Regions from separate parts of the Homo sapiens genome. Here region 1 is linked to region 2. The links are chromatin contacts, found by Hi-C in ENCODE. All regions are on one chromosome and are shown on one strand. The core of a region is the stretch at or near the end of the contact, and the rest is flanking DNA. Distances in the headings are between cores, read along the strand shown. Region 1 holds the start of MYO1G (myosin IG). Region 2 holds the start of UBE2D4 (ubiquitin conjugating enzyme E2 D4).

Region 1 (5,983 bases), core at 617-3,116, 1.1 Mb after region 2:
GGCCTGGCCCCAGTAGGCCAGCGCTCCCACCCTGACGGGCTGAGAGTGGAGAAGGAAGAAGGGGGCAGGTGTTGACCTTGCGTCTCCCTGGTGCCATCCTGGGTGAGCTGAGCCACTCAGAGACTGTCTCCATTGCGGCATAGAGTTTGGGGTCCACAGTGGTCTCCCCAGGGATCCCAAGGTCACTGGAAACATGACCACTCATTTTGCAAAGGAAACAGACTTGCCCAAGACTGCACTGGGTGCCGTGAGTCAGGGCTGGCTCCTGGGGTGAACCCCGCAGGGCAGATGGGGAGATGGGGTTGAGAAGTGACTGGGCTGGGAGGGGAAGGAGGGGCCTCCTCGGCTGTTTCCTGTCTCAAGGCCTGGGCGGGAACCCAGAGACAAAAGGGGACCCCACCCAGCCCCACCCAGATGACAGGGAGGGAGTTGATGTCGTTGTCTTTACACCCCCGACCCCCCAGCCTGTGGCCAGTGGCTGCTGCCTCTCCCCTGGCACAGCCTCAGACTTCTTGACCCTTTCCTTCACAAACCTGGTCCCCAGTGGGGGTGGATGTCTGCCCTTCTCTTGACCTTTCTGCCCCTGGGAGGAGGACTGGCAGGCCTGCCCCTCAGACCCATCTCCCCTTGGTGTGTGGTACCCACCCTTCCCTGGATGGCCCTGTCTCCCGGCAGCCTGTCCTGGGTGGGCCTGTCCTGAGGTTCCTCTTTCTCCACCACCTCTGACATGGGTTTTCCTGGGCCTAGCTCCCATCCTCCTACAAGCTGGGGATGAGGGCACAAGTCACCCACGTCTCCAGGGCTCAGTGTTCTCCTCATCAAAATAGAGAGGACAATGTTTCATAAGCTCATTTTATAAGAATGAGGTAGAACAATGTGCACAAAGTGCTTAGCTCACGTCCTGGCTAGCCCTCCTCTTTGAGCCAGGCTCGTGGTCTCTTGCCTTCGGTGCTTAGTGGGGATCCTGGTCCCCAAGCTCTCCCCAGGGAGCTTCCGGAGTACACAGCGAGTGGCCTTCTGCCCCTCCCTGGGAGTCCTGGCAGGAAGCCCAGCTGCCTGTATGGCCACCCTACTGTGCCATGCCCCTACCTCCCGGGCTTCTCCCTGCCCTCCACCTGCCCTCCTTGATGGTAAATTGGGCTCCAATATCACTTCTACCAACTGTGTCCTGTGATACTCCATGTACCCCAGGAGAATGTCACCTCAACTTGGTGGGAATGTTTGGACCCTAGGGTGGAGCCTGACTGCTTCATCTCAGTGTCCCCAGGGCTCAGGCCAGGCCCCATGGATGAGATGCATCGAGGGAGCATCAACAACTGGCTGGGAAGTGGCTGGAGGGAGGTGCCCCTGGTCCCTCCTGGAAAGATAGTGCCTGGTATGTATCTGTCCAAGAAGTGTCATGCCCTGGCCCCGTCGGGCAGGAAAGAAGGGGCAGAAGATGCCTGGACTGTGTGGGAGGCAGGGGTGGGTTGAGGTGGTGGGCAGCTCCGGTGCTGACTTGCCAGCCCTGACAGGGACAGTTGCCTCCTTGTCTGTTCCTGTCCCCTGGGGCCGTGCTTTGAGGCACTCATTTCAGCCCCATCTGGTCTGGGTGGGTGTGTGCCACTGCCCCCTCCCTTGGACAGCAGCGTGCCTTCCTCTTTCCCTCAGGTCTCTGCGAGGACGCAAGGTGGGAGACCCTGGAGGAGGGGAGCCACTGCCTCCTGCCCTGGGCCTACCTGAGCTGCAGGTTCCTCATGAAGTCCTCCATGGTCACTTGGTCCAAAAGCACAAAGTCAGGTTTGCCATACTCAGGGCCTTCCTCGTCCTCCATCCTGCCGGCTGGAAACACCTTGCCTCACCTTCCTGTGCCTGCTGGAAGGACAGTGAAGGAGAGGGGGAGGGAAGGCTAGGGGAGGCCCCACCGCCCCCGCCCTGCCCCACCAGCCTCCTCCAGTGCTGGTGTAAAGTAGGAAGTGGGTTCTAGTCCTGGGAGGGGCTGCCCTCCGCACTTGCCACTCCTTCCCCCTCGAGGTGCTCTAAACCCTGCTTCCTGTCCCTGCGCCCCACAAGGAGGCTGTGCCTAACGGTCTGACCCGTTTGCACGCCAGGGGCGAGGGGCCGGATGCTGGGTCCTCCCCGCTTTGGAGGGTTCTTCGCTGGCCTCCTTCGGAAGCTCCCCTCCACCCACAAGCAGGAGACAAGACTCCGTGGGTTGGCTTCCAACCCTGGCAGCACGTTAGAGTCACTTGTGGGACTTTAAAGAAAGATTTTTTGACGTGATCTTGGTTACCTGGCTGTGTGTGTCTCTCAAGTCAGAACTGAACACTAGATGCAATATACTGTATGTACATTGTACATTAATACAAAAATGAAAAAGGATCCTAATGCCCAGGCCTTTGGGGTGGGGGCAACAGCCTTCTTTGCAGTGTGAAGGCCACACTGGGGTGTAGACGAGCAAAGCTTCTTGTGTGACCTGCCAAGGGCCAGTGGTCCTAGCACTGCAATTCCCCACCCCAGCCACGGGGGAGGGACAGAGGACCCCAGAGCATCCTCTGCATGGGGCTGGCCTTCAGTGGGACCCCTGTGCCCCTAACTGTCCTCTGCCTTGTACTTGTGTCCAGCCGATCCCCCATAAACTGCAGTGAGGACCAGGAACATGCCTGGAGCCCTGTGGCCTCATCTCAGAGCTGCTGTCCCTGCACTTTGAAGATGAGGCAGCGCATTTGGGGAGCGGCTGCATTTAGGGAGTGGCCAAAATCTCCAGACACTGCATTCCTGACACTTAGTGCTCCTGGAAGAAGTGGGAGGGGTGCAGTTCTCTTAGCTTCCAGGCAGACTGGAAAAAGTTCTTTTTCATCCCAGGACAGACTGGGGCAGGTCACACCCATCCTCTAGGAACACTGGGGCGATTCTCTCATCAAAGGTCAAATGGATGCAGTTCTCTCTCATCCTACAAATAGACTGGTGACATTTCTCTTTCACCCCTTCCCTCATACAGGGAGGTCAAAGGGCAGACTCCAGAATTCCCAAACTTCAGTCATTCATGTGCTGCCTTTGAGATTTGTTGTACTCATAAGCACTAGTTTAACTATTGTCTTTCAGTCATCCCATTTTTTAAACTTTGAAGTAATGGATAGGCAAGTTAAGTTTATTTTTTTCTCTCGAATACCTTAAAGCAAATGCATTCCTGATAAAACTGAAAGTACTTATTCAAGTACCTAATAAAACTGAGTCACGCACCACTGCAATAAGGGGCCACTGGCCTGAAAAATCCCCAAATTTGTAAGTGGGCAGCCTCTGGCTCCACCCTGGGCCAGACCTGGGGCTCCTCTTGGGCAAATTCAAAGTCAGTCCTTCGGAACTCTGACAAGTGTGGCCTCCTCCCCACCCCCAGGCTCTTGGGCTGGTGCTTTTGAAGGGTTTCCCAAACCTACACTCAAGTCTGGGAATTCTCACCCAGACTCTTGCCAGCTCATCTGTCTTTTCAAGTTTCACTTCCCCAACCCCCAGGGAGTCAAGCCAACCAGTGGAACCAAGATGGCTGTATTCCAGTAAAACGTTAAGGACACCGAAATCTGAACTTCGCAAACTTTTCATCTGTCACGTAATCATACTATTTTGGGTATTTCCCCCACCACTAACCACTTAAAAATGTCAAGACCACTCTTAGCTCAGAGATTTGGCTGGTGGGAGGAGTTTGCCCGCCCTTGCTTTAGCTGCTGCTGGTTGCTGGGACCCTGGGCGTCCTTCCTTGGTAGTTTGCACAAATTTGCCATGCATTGCCTCATTTGATTCTCATGACACATGTAGGAGTTACTGTTATTTTCATTTTACATATATTAAAACCGAGGCTGAGATGACATCACTACAAAGGAAGTTCCCTCCTGGGTCAACAGACCTCTGGGCCCTTATAGCACTGAATTCAGTGGGTCCTACTCAAATCCCAGGGAAAAGTCGGTCAGTCAGAGTCACGGCCTGGTCCTCAGAAGGGAGGACAAATGGTAGCTCTATCTGCAGCTTCCCCAGGGCATGCTCCTTACAGGGTATGACTGGTAGAACAGGTAGATGAACAAAGGCAGAGGCTCCTAATGGAAGGACAGCAAGGAGGGGCCACCACCAACTCAAGCCTGGCAGGGGCTGAGGAAACCATCCTGGCCCCAGTGAGTTTCCCTCTCATTATCTCATCTGGATCAGTTTCACAATGCCTGCCTCCACCAGGGCTCCTACGGCTGCACCTGCAGGTCCCTTGCCCTCACCCTCCTCGTTGCAACCTTCAAATCCCAGGCTTGCTCTGTTGGTGCTGACCTTGCAGCAAATCCCCAGCCCCAGAAAAATGTCCCCTTTCAGGGGAGTTGCTTTTTCGGCTCTACACAACTGTACCATAACTTAGTATTTCTATTAAAAATTTTTTTTTTTTACCTCATCTGAGGTGATACCATTGGGCTAATTGTAGGGGAATGGCTCTACCTAGGGGTATACTCTCATAGGCCACAGGCCACACAGCTCAACTGAGCCTCCTGGAACTGAGAGTGGAGGCCTAGGAGGCGCTGCCACAAGGCCAGCTCCATTCCCCGCTCCATCCTTCTGGGAGGCTATCAGGAGTTACTGTCTCCTGGGATTTTTTTTCTAAGCAGGGATGTGAGACTTCCGGTTCGTACCCCACTCCCCCCATGGTATAGCTGCAGACTAGACAATCTGCTCAGCTGCAGTCTAGAATTGGCTCCTCAACAAGGGGAGATGCTGTGCCTCCTGTTGCAGGCCCCTTTGGGTGCTTTTCCATTCACTGTCAGTAGTAAATTGGATGTAAGTCACTGGAGGCTGGGTGTGGTGGCTCACGTCTATAATCCCAGCACTTTGGGAGACTGAGACAGGTGGATCACCTGAGGTCAGGGAGTTCGAGACCAGCCTGACCAACATGGTAAAACCCCACGTCTACTAAAAATACAAAAATTAAGGCATGGTGGCATATGCCTGTAATCCCAGCTACTTAAGAGGCTGGGACAGGAGAATCGCTTGAACTCGGGAGGTGGAGGTTATGGTGAGCTATCATGCCACCGCACTCTAGCCTGGGCGACAGAGCAAGACTTCGTCTCAAAAAAAAAAAAAAAAATGCTGGGCCTGGTGGCTCACGCCTGTAATCCTAGCACTTTGGGAGGCTGAGGTGGGTGTATCATGAGGTCAGGAGTTCCAAGACCAGCCTGGCCAAGATGGTGAAACCCCGTCTCTACTAAAAATACAAAATTAGCTGGGCATGGTGGTGGGCGCCTGTAATCCTAGCTACTTGGGAGGCTGAGGCAGGAAAATCACTTCATCCGGGAGGCAGACGTTGCAGTGAGCTGAGATCATGCCACTGCACTCCAGCCTGGATGACAGAGACTCCATCTCAAAAAAAAAAAAAAAGTCACTGGTACTTTAATGGCTCTATTTGTCAGGGCTTGGCCTGGCCTGCTGCAACATTCCTTGACAACATCCCCAATACCAACATGGGGCACATCACACATATTAAGGGTATTACTTCTGTAACTTGTTTGAATGCTTAGGTGAATACCTAAGACTATCTGATGAGACAGAATGTCTTATCGAGCCAACCATCAAATGCTCCTGGAAGGTAAAGCTCCTGATGACAGTGCCTTTGTGCACCATCACCTCACTGTAGAACTCAGCCAGTTGGCCTTGGCTTGTGAACTCTCACCACAGCTTGCCACTGTCAGTTGAAACTGGTGGCACATGCACATAAGATGATCAGAGTTCCAAGTGGCTATCTACAAGCATGAGCATTGAGAATGGTGAAATACTTGGGGATCCCTTGGACTTAGCTGACAACTCCTTCAAGAAGACGCAGGGTCTTCCTATCTTTGCATCTGGCATATGTAAAAAACAGGCAAGACTAAATCACATATTTAAATCCATATTTATTAAATATCCCTTGTTTTTCATTCAGGAGATACCAGAAGGGCCCAGGTCCTGGTGCACAGCAAAGCTTCTCATTCTGGAAGCAGAG
Region 2 (6,289 bases), core at 1,227-3,726:
CCTGGGTTCAAACAATTATTGAGCCTGAGCCTCCCAAGTAGCTGGGACTACAGGTGCATGCCACCACACCTGGCTAAATTTTGTATTTTTTGTAGAGATGGGGTCTCACCATGTTGGCCAGGCTGAGCTCAAACTCCTGGCCTCAAGCAATCCACCTGCCTTGACCTCCCAAAGTGCTGCGATTACAGGCATAAGCCACTGCACCTGACCAATTGTGTATTATTCTTGCAACATTTCTGTACATCTAAAATTATTTCAATGTTAAAAATGAAACATTACATATAAGCATGCTAAAAAGTTTAGAAAACTATGCACTAAACTACCAACAGGGAATAGAAACAGAATTTTTCATTTTCTATTATATGTTTTTTTCCTGAATTATACAAATGATGCAAATTCTCTGTAGAAATTTTAGAGATTAACACATTAGTAAACCTACCATCCAAAAGTAATATTTTTGAGATTTGAGACTTCAAAACCACCATATACATTATTAGCACATAAATAACCATTTATATATTCTTACACAAATATATCAACATTTATAAAATCTAGAATCACTTGTTTTATGGGGAGGGAAGGCCATGTCAATAATGTAGGAGGATGGATGGCCCATGGACTAACAAAAATTTCTGTTGTCAATGTTTGACACCAAGGGGAAGTGCTTGACTTGGGCTGTTCAATGGGTGATGCTTGAGCTGGCTTTGGAAGGTGAATGCTCTAGTCAAGGAATGTAGATGCTGTGGTGATGGAAACACTTGATAGTCAGGTGGGCTGGAGGTAGGAAGGAGAAGGTAAAGCTGGAGGATACTTTGAGTTTTTGTTTTTTTGAGACAGGGTCTTGCTTTGTCTCCCAGCCTGGAGTGCAGTGGTGCCATCACAACTCACTGCAACTTTGATCTCCTGGGCTCAAGTAAGCCTCCCAAGTAGCTGGGACTACAGGTGCACACCACCATGCCCAGCTAAGTTTTGTATTTTTTGTAGAGACGGGGTTTCACCATGTTGCCCAGGATGGTCTAGAACTCCTGGACTAAGGGATCCACCCACCTCAACCTCCCAAAGTGCTGGGATTACAGGCATGAGTAACTGTGCCCGGCCGAGGATCCTGGATTTTGAAGGCCCCTGGATGACAGTGAATGTGATGCTGTAGGCCACGGGGCTTCCTTGAAGAGTTCTGGGTAAGGATGCAGTGTGGTAAGCTTTATATTTCAGACAGTTCATGAAGTTGTGTGGAGGACAGATTGGGGGAATGGGAGCGTGAAAGCCAGGGACAAAGCTGGGCAACTATTGAAATGTCTATAATACATTTTATATGCTGACTGAGTACAAACATAGAGGTGACCATGTGTCTTGGCTGGCTGGAGACAATTCTAGATTACAGCGTTGGTCCCAGAGTAATTATATTAACAGCCACTTTCATGCTCAAACATGTCTCAGTCTGAAGATTAAATATCATCTACATACACACACCAACAAAACTTCCACAATTCTTACCTTTACTATGTGAAATGCACTGATATTTTATTCTGTTTTTTTATTTTTATTTTTTATTATTTTTGAGACAGAGTCTCGCTCTGTCACCCAGGCTGGAGTGCAACAGTGTGATCTCAGCTCACTGCAACCTCTGCCTCCTGGGTTCAAGTGATTCTCGTGCCTCAGCCTCTCAAGTAGCTGGGATTACAGGCATACGTCACTACGCCCAGCTAATTTCTGTATTTTTAGTAGAGACGGAGTTTCAGCATGTTGGCCAGGCTGGTCTCGAACTCCTGACCTCAAGTGATCCGCCTGCCTCGGCCTCCCAAAGTGCTGGGATTATAGGCGTGAGCCACCTCGTCTGGCTTTTTTTTTTTTTTTTTCAAAAAAATGTTGGTTGCAACCTATTAAATTGATTTCGTGACACACTAGTTCATAACCCTCAGTTTGAACAACTCTGACCTAGACGCCTGCCAAGTCTTGGGAAAATAGGAAGGAGACAGATAATTAAGTTTGGGAGATGCATAGTCTAAGGCCAGGGTTCTCAATGTTGGCAGTGCAAGATCACGTGAGGTACGACTGAACACGGAGATCTCCAAAACTGCGGAGAGTTTTGCGTGTGAACGTATGCACAGACATCTACATGGAAATGGCTGTAACGCATCCAGCCATAAGGCGTACGAGGGTATATATACTTACAGAGTTAAGAACCACTATTCTCAGGAGTTATATGACAGCCTGGGAAGACGCCCAGGATGTAGGAACAGGGAGCAGGCGAGCGTGTGGCACCTTGAGGGTGCTCCGCGCGTCTCCGTAAAGCCAACGAGCCCCTCCTCTTCGCTGGCCTCTCCGGGGCCTTGCTGACTAGTGGTCGAAGCCACAGGACCAGGTGCGGGTGGCCAGCGTAACCCGGGCAGCCCCGCTGCTTCCCCTCGGCCGCGCCAGGACGCTCGGCACGCGGCGACGACGGCCCCACAGTGCCCCGCGCGCGCAAGCGCAGGCTGCGGCTCCCGGCGTGCAGCTTGGTGGCGGCTGAGCCGGCAGCGGGCCGCCTCAGGCAGCCCCGGCCGGGCCGCCCGGGTCCCCGGCAGCGGGGTAGGATGGCGCTAAAGCGGATCCAGAAGGTACGCACTTTCCCACCCTCCAACTCTTTGGGTGTCCGAAGCGTCGAGGTGTGGGCGGGGCGCCGCTGCCGTGAAGTGAAAGGTGACGGAGGCTCCGCGAGTCGCGGATACACCTGCCTGGGAAGGAGGCAGAACAGCCTCCCGCGCAGCCTGAAAAGCGAACGCAGCCTGAGAAAGGGATTGCGCGAGCGCGGGGCGGGGCCGGGCCGTGGCCACGAGGGCTGCGTCATGCGGGCGGGGCGCCGTGGGGCCACCTGCAGGCTTCTGGACAGCGGGTTCCCCCTGTAGGGTATCCAGAAGGGCTGGGTGGGTATCCAGAAGGGTATCCAGGAAGAAGCTGGGTCCTAAGGGATGAGTAGGAACTCGGCAGGTGGGGAAAAGGGGAAAAGGCTTTCCCTGCAACGGGGAGACTACGAGGCTTGGAGGACTGACAGGGTAGCGGGGAAGCTGAAGGGCAGATGGTGTGGACTTGGGTGGTCCTTAGGAGCAGTGCTGAAGTAACTGGTTTTTATCCTGCAGGTAAGAGGGAGTCCATGAGGGTTTAATGCATTCACTAGAATTTGGAAAACGCACAACAGTAGAAGAAAGAAGTATTTCTAATTCTATCACTTTACTATTTGTTAACATTTTAGCATACCTACCTTCAGTTTTTTTTCTATATTTAAAACAATTATACTGCATTTTGTATTCCACTTATTCACATAATAGTAAATGTAAGCATGTTGTGAAGTAGTATTTATAACTTTTTTTTTTTTTTTTTTTGAGGTCTTGCTCTGTCGCCCAGGCTGGAGTATCGCCCAGGCTGGAGTACAGTGGCACAATCATGGCTCACTGCAGCCTCAACCTTCTAGGTTCAAGTGATCCTCCCTCCTCAGCTTCCTGGGTAGCTGGGACTACATGCCACCATGCCAGCCAATTGTTTATTTTTTGTAGAGACAGTGTCTCGATATGTTGCCCAGGCTGGTCTCATACTCCTGGGCTTAAGCGGTCCTCTTGCCTCTGCCTCCTAAAGTGGCGGGATTACAACGTGAGACACCATGCCCAGTCCTATAACTAATTTTTAACATTAACTTTCCACAAGTACATGACTAGTAACTTATTTAGTCATTACCTGTAGTAGGTAAAAGTATGGACTTGGGTGTCAGACAGACCTGGGTTAGAGAATGTGAGGTCACTTATAGTGGGACCTTGGGCAAGGCACTTTATCATTCCTAGCCTCCCAGTCCTACATGTTTACAGAGTTGTTTTGAGAATTAAATGCTATGAAATGTGTTTAGCACATGCTTGCTGTATACCAAACACTCAATACGAGTTAGCTGCTGTTATTGTTCAAAATTCTTCACTAAGTATTTGCTGTTACGAACTGTGTATTAGTCTGTTTTGTGTTGCTATAAAGGAATATCTGAGGCTGGGTAATTAATAAAGAAAAGAGGTTTATTTGGCTCTCGGTTCTGCAGGCTGTACAAGAAGCATGGTGCCAGCATCTGCTTCTGGTGAGGCCTCAGGAAGCTTACAATCATGGCAGAAAGCAAAGGAGAAGCAGGCGTGTCACCTGGTAAGAGAGGGAGCAAGAGAGATGCCACCTCTTTTAAACACCCAGATCTCACATGAACTAATAGAGTGAGCACTCACTTATTATTGTGGGGGGGCCACCAAGCCATTCATGAGGAATCCGCCCCCACGACCCAGATACCTCCCACTAGGCCCCACCTCCAACACTGGCGATCACATTTCAGCATGAGATTTGGGGGGGACAAATATCCAAACCAGATCAACCATCATTGTACAATGAGCCTTTTCCTTAATTCACATTACTGGGTTTGATTGCCAGAGGTGGAATTACAGGATCTCTGAGAGTATGACTCTTTTTTTTTTTTTTAAATAAATAGCTGTCCAAAAGAGAGATAATTCTGATGAGTTATTCTCTGAAAGGGGTCATCTGTCATCCTAGGACTTTGAAGCAGGTGAATGACATGCTGAGATCTGTGTTCTAAAAAGATCTTTCTGGCAGCAGTGTGGCCGGAAGTGGGACAGAGGGAGACTAGAGGCTGTTGTGAAGGTTCAGTAGAGGCTTTGTCCAAATTAATGACCATGGAATGGATGCTAGGCCAGAGCAGTGCCTGGACCACATTGCAGAAGTGGAATTGACAGGACTCGAGGAGAGGATGTGGTGAAAGTGAAACAAGGAGGTGTACAAAATGGGTCACTTAGTGGATGGTGGTGTCAGTGTCTAGGATGGGGAATCAGAAGTTTTGAAGGCAGGGAGGAGGGTAGGAGAGATTAAGGAATAAAGGTTTGAGCCTACATATTCAAATGTGTAGGCTGATAAGATTTATAAAAGGGAGCGTTTGGAAAAACAAGTTTGGGCCTTGAGCATGAAATGTCAACTATAGATCCAAGGTAATTGAAATCATAAGGCCAGGGAGAACTTTTCCTTGATAAGAATCAAGGACAGGCTGGGTACAGTGGCTCATGCCTATATCCCAGCACTCTGGGAGGCCGAGGCAGGTGGATTGCTTGAGTCCAGGAGTTGGAGACCAACTGGGCAACACAGCAAAATTCCATCTCTACTAAAAATAAAAAAATGGCCGGGTGAGGTGGCTCATGCCTGTAATCACAGCATTTTGGGAGGCCAAGGCGGGTGTATCATTTAAGGTCAGGAGTTTGAGACCAGCCTGGCCAACTTACTGAAACCTCTTCTGTAATAAAAATACAAAAAAATTAGCTGGGCATGGTGGTGCATGCCTGTAATCCCAGCTACTTGGGAGGCTGAGGCAGGAGAATTGCTTGAACCCAGGAGTGGAGGTTGCAGTGAGCTGAGATTGTGCCACTGCACTCCAGCCTGGGTGACAGAGCGAGACTCTGTCTTAAAAAAAAAAAAAAAAAGTAAATAAAAATTAAAAAAAAAATTAGCCAAGCGTGGTGACACACACCTGTAATCCCAGCTACTTAGGAGGCTAAGGTGGGAGAATCACCTGAGCCCAGGAGGTCAAGGCTGCAGTGAGCCTCACCACTGCACTCCAGCCTGGGCAACCAGAGTGAGACCCTGTCTTAAAACAAAAGCAAAACAAGAATCAAGGTCAGGGCTGGCTTCATGTGTGTGTGACGCATTCACTCTCACAGGGCCCCAGGCTTGGATGGGCTCTGCCTTTGGTTTTATGCTCTGCTGTCACTATCAGGAAATTCTTAATAATTATCGAACTTGAGACCCTACATTTTCACATTCACAAGGCCCTGCAAATTCTGTAGCAATTCCTGGGGAAAAACAACAGAATTGTAGGAAATACAACTTTAAAAGTGTGTCAAGCCTGCCGTGGTGAGATGGCACCATTGGGCCACCACTAGTTAGGATGTCTTGGCTGCAAGTGACAGAGGCTGAGCTGCCCTTGTGCATGGAATTGGAGGTCCTGTGGCAGGACTTTGGGAGCAACTCAGTCCCCCTCTCCTGGTCTGTTCCTGTGTCACTCTGGGCTGAATGGCTCTGGAACACACAGCCTGCTGGACATCTGGGAGTAATAGAGACAACTGCTTCCAGAAGAACTGATAAGAATATTCTCAGAAAGCCCAGCAGATCTTTTTTTCCCTTTGCCTTGTTATGAATTATGTCTCATGCTCATTCCGAAACCAATGAGTGGCAAGGAGTCTGGTTACTCTTAGACCTGGAGCTGACAGTGAGTTGACCAGAACTGAAC

The links. Hi-C counts contacts between places; a loop is a spot of excess contacts on that map. Pooled maps may share reads with other maps.
Region 1: a loop to region 2 is called in a pooled map, with 5 times the contacts of the local background. The contact joins the promoter of MYO1G here to the promoter of UBE2D4 in region 2. A Hi-C loop is called at or near these places in 5 of 50 pooled maps.

The regions. Positions count from the first base shown.
Region 1 is chr7:44,977,149-44,983,131 of GRCh38, forward strand. It overlaps MYO1G (myosin IG), which reads right to left and starts at 1,867. Exons shown (of 22, transcript NM_033054.3): 1 at 1,719-1,867. The coding sequence starts at 1,813. SNHG15 (small nucleolar RNA host gene 15) reads right to left here. Exons shown (of 3, transcript NR_152597.1): 3 at 5,875-5,983. RefSeq lists a silencer at 1,810-1,899 and enhancers at 2,100-2,169, 2,200-2,249, 3,477-3,606.
Region 2 is chr7:43,923,960-43,930,248 of GRCh38, forward strand. UBE2D4 (ubiquitin conjugating enzyme E2 D4) reads left to right here and starts at 2,477. Exons shown (of 7, transcript NM_015983.4): 1 at 2,477-2,597. The coding sequence starts at 2,574. It also overlaps a transcript of URGCP not described here. RefSeq lists a silencer at 2,371-2,910.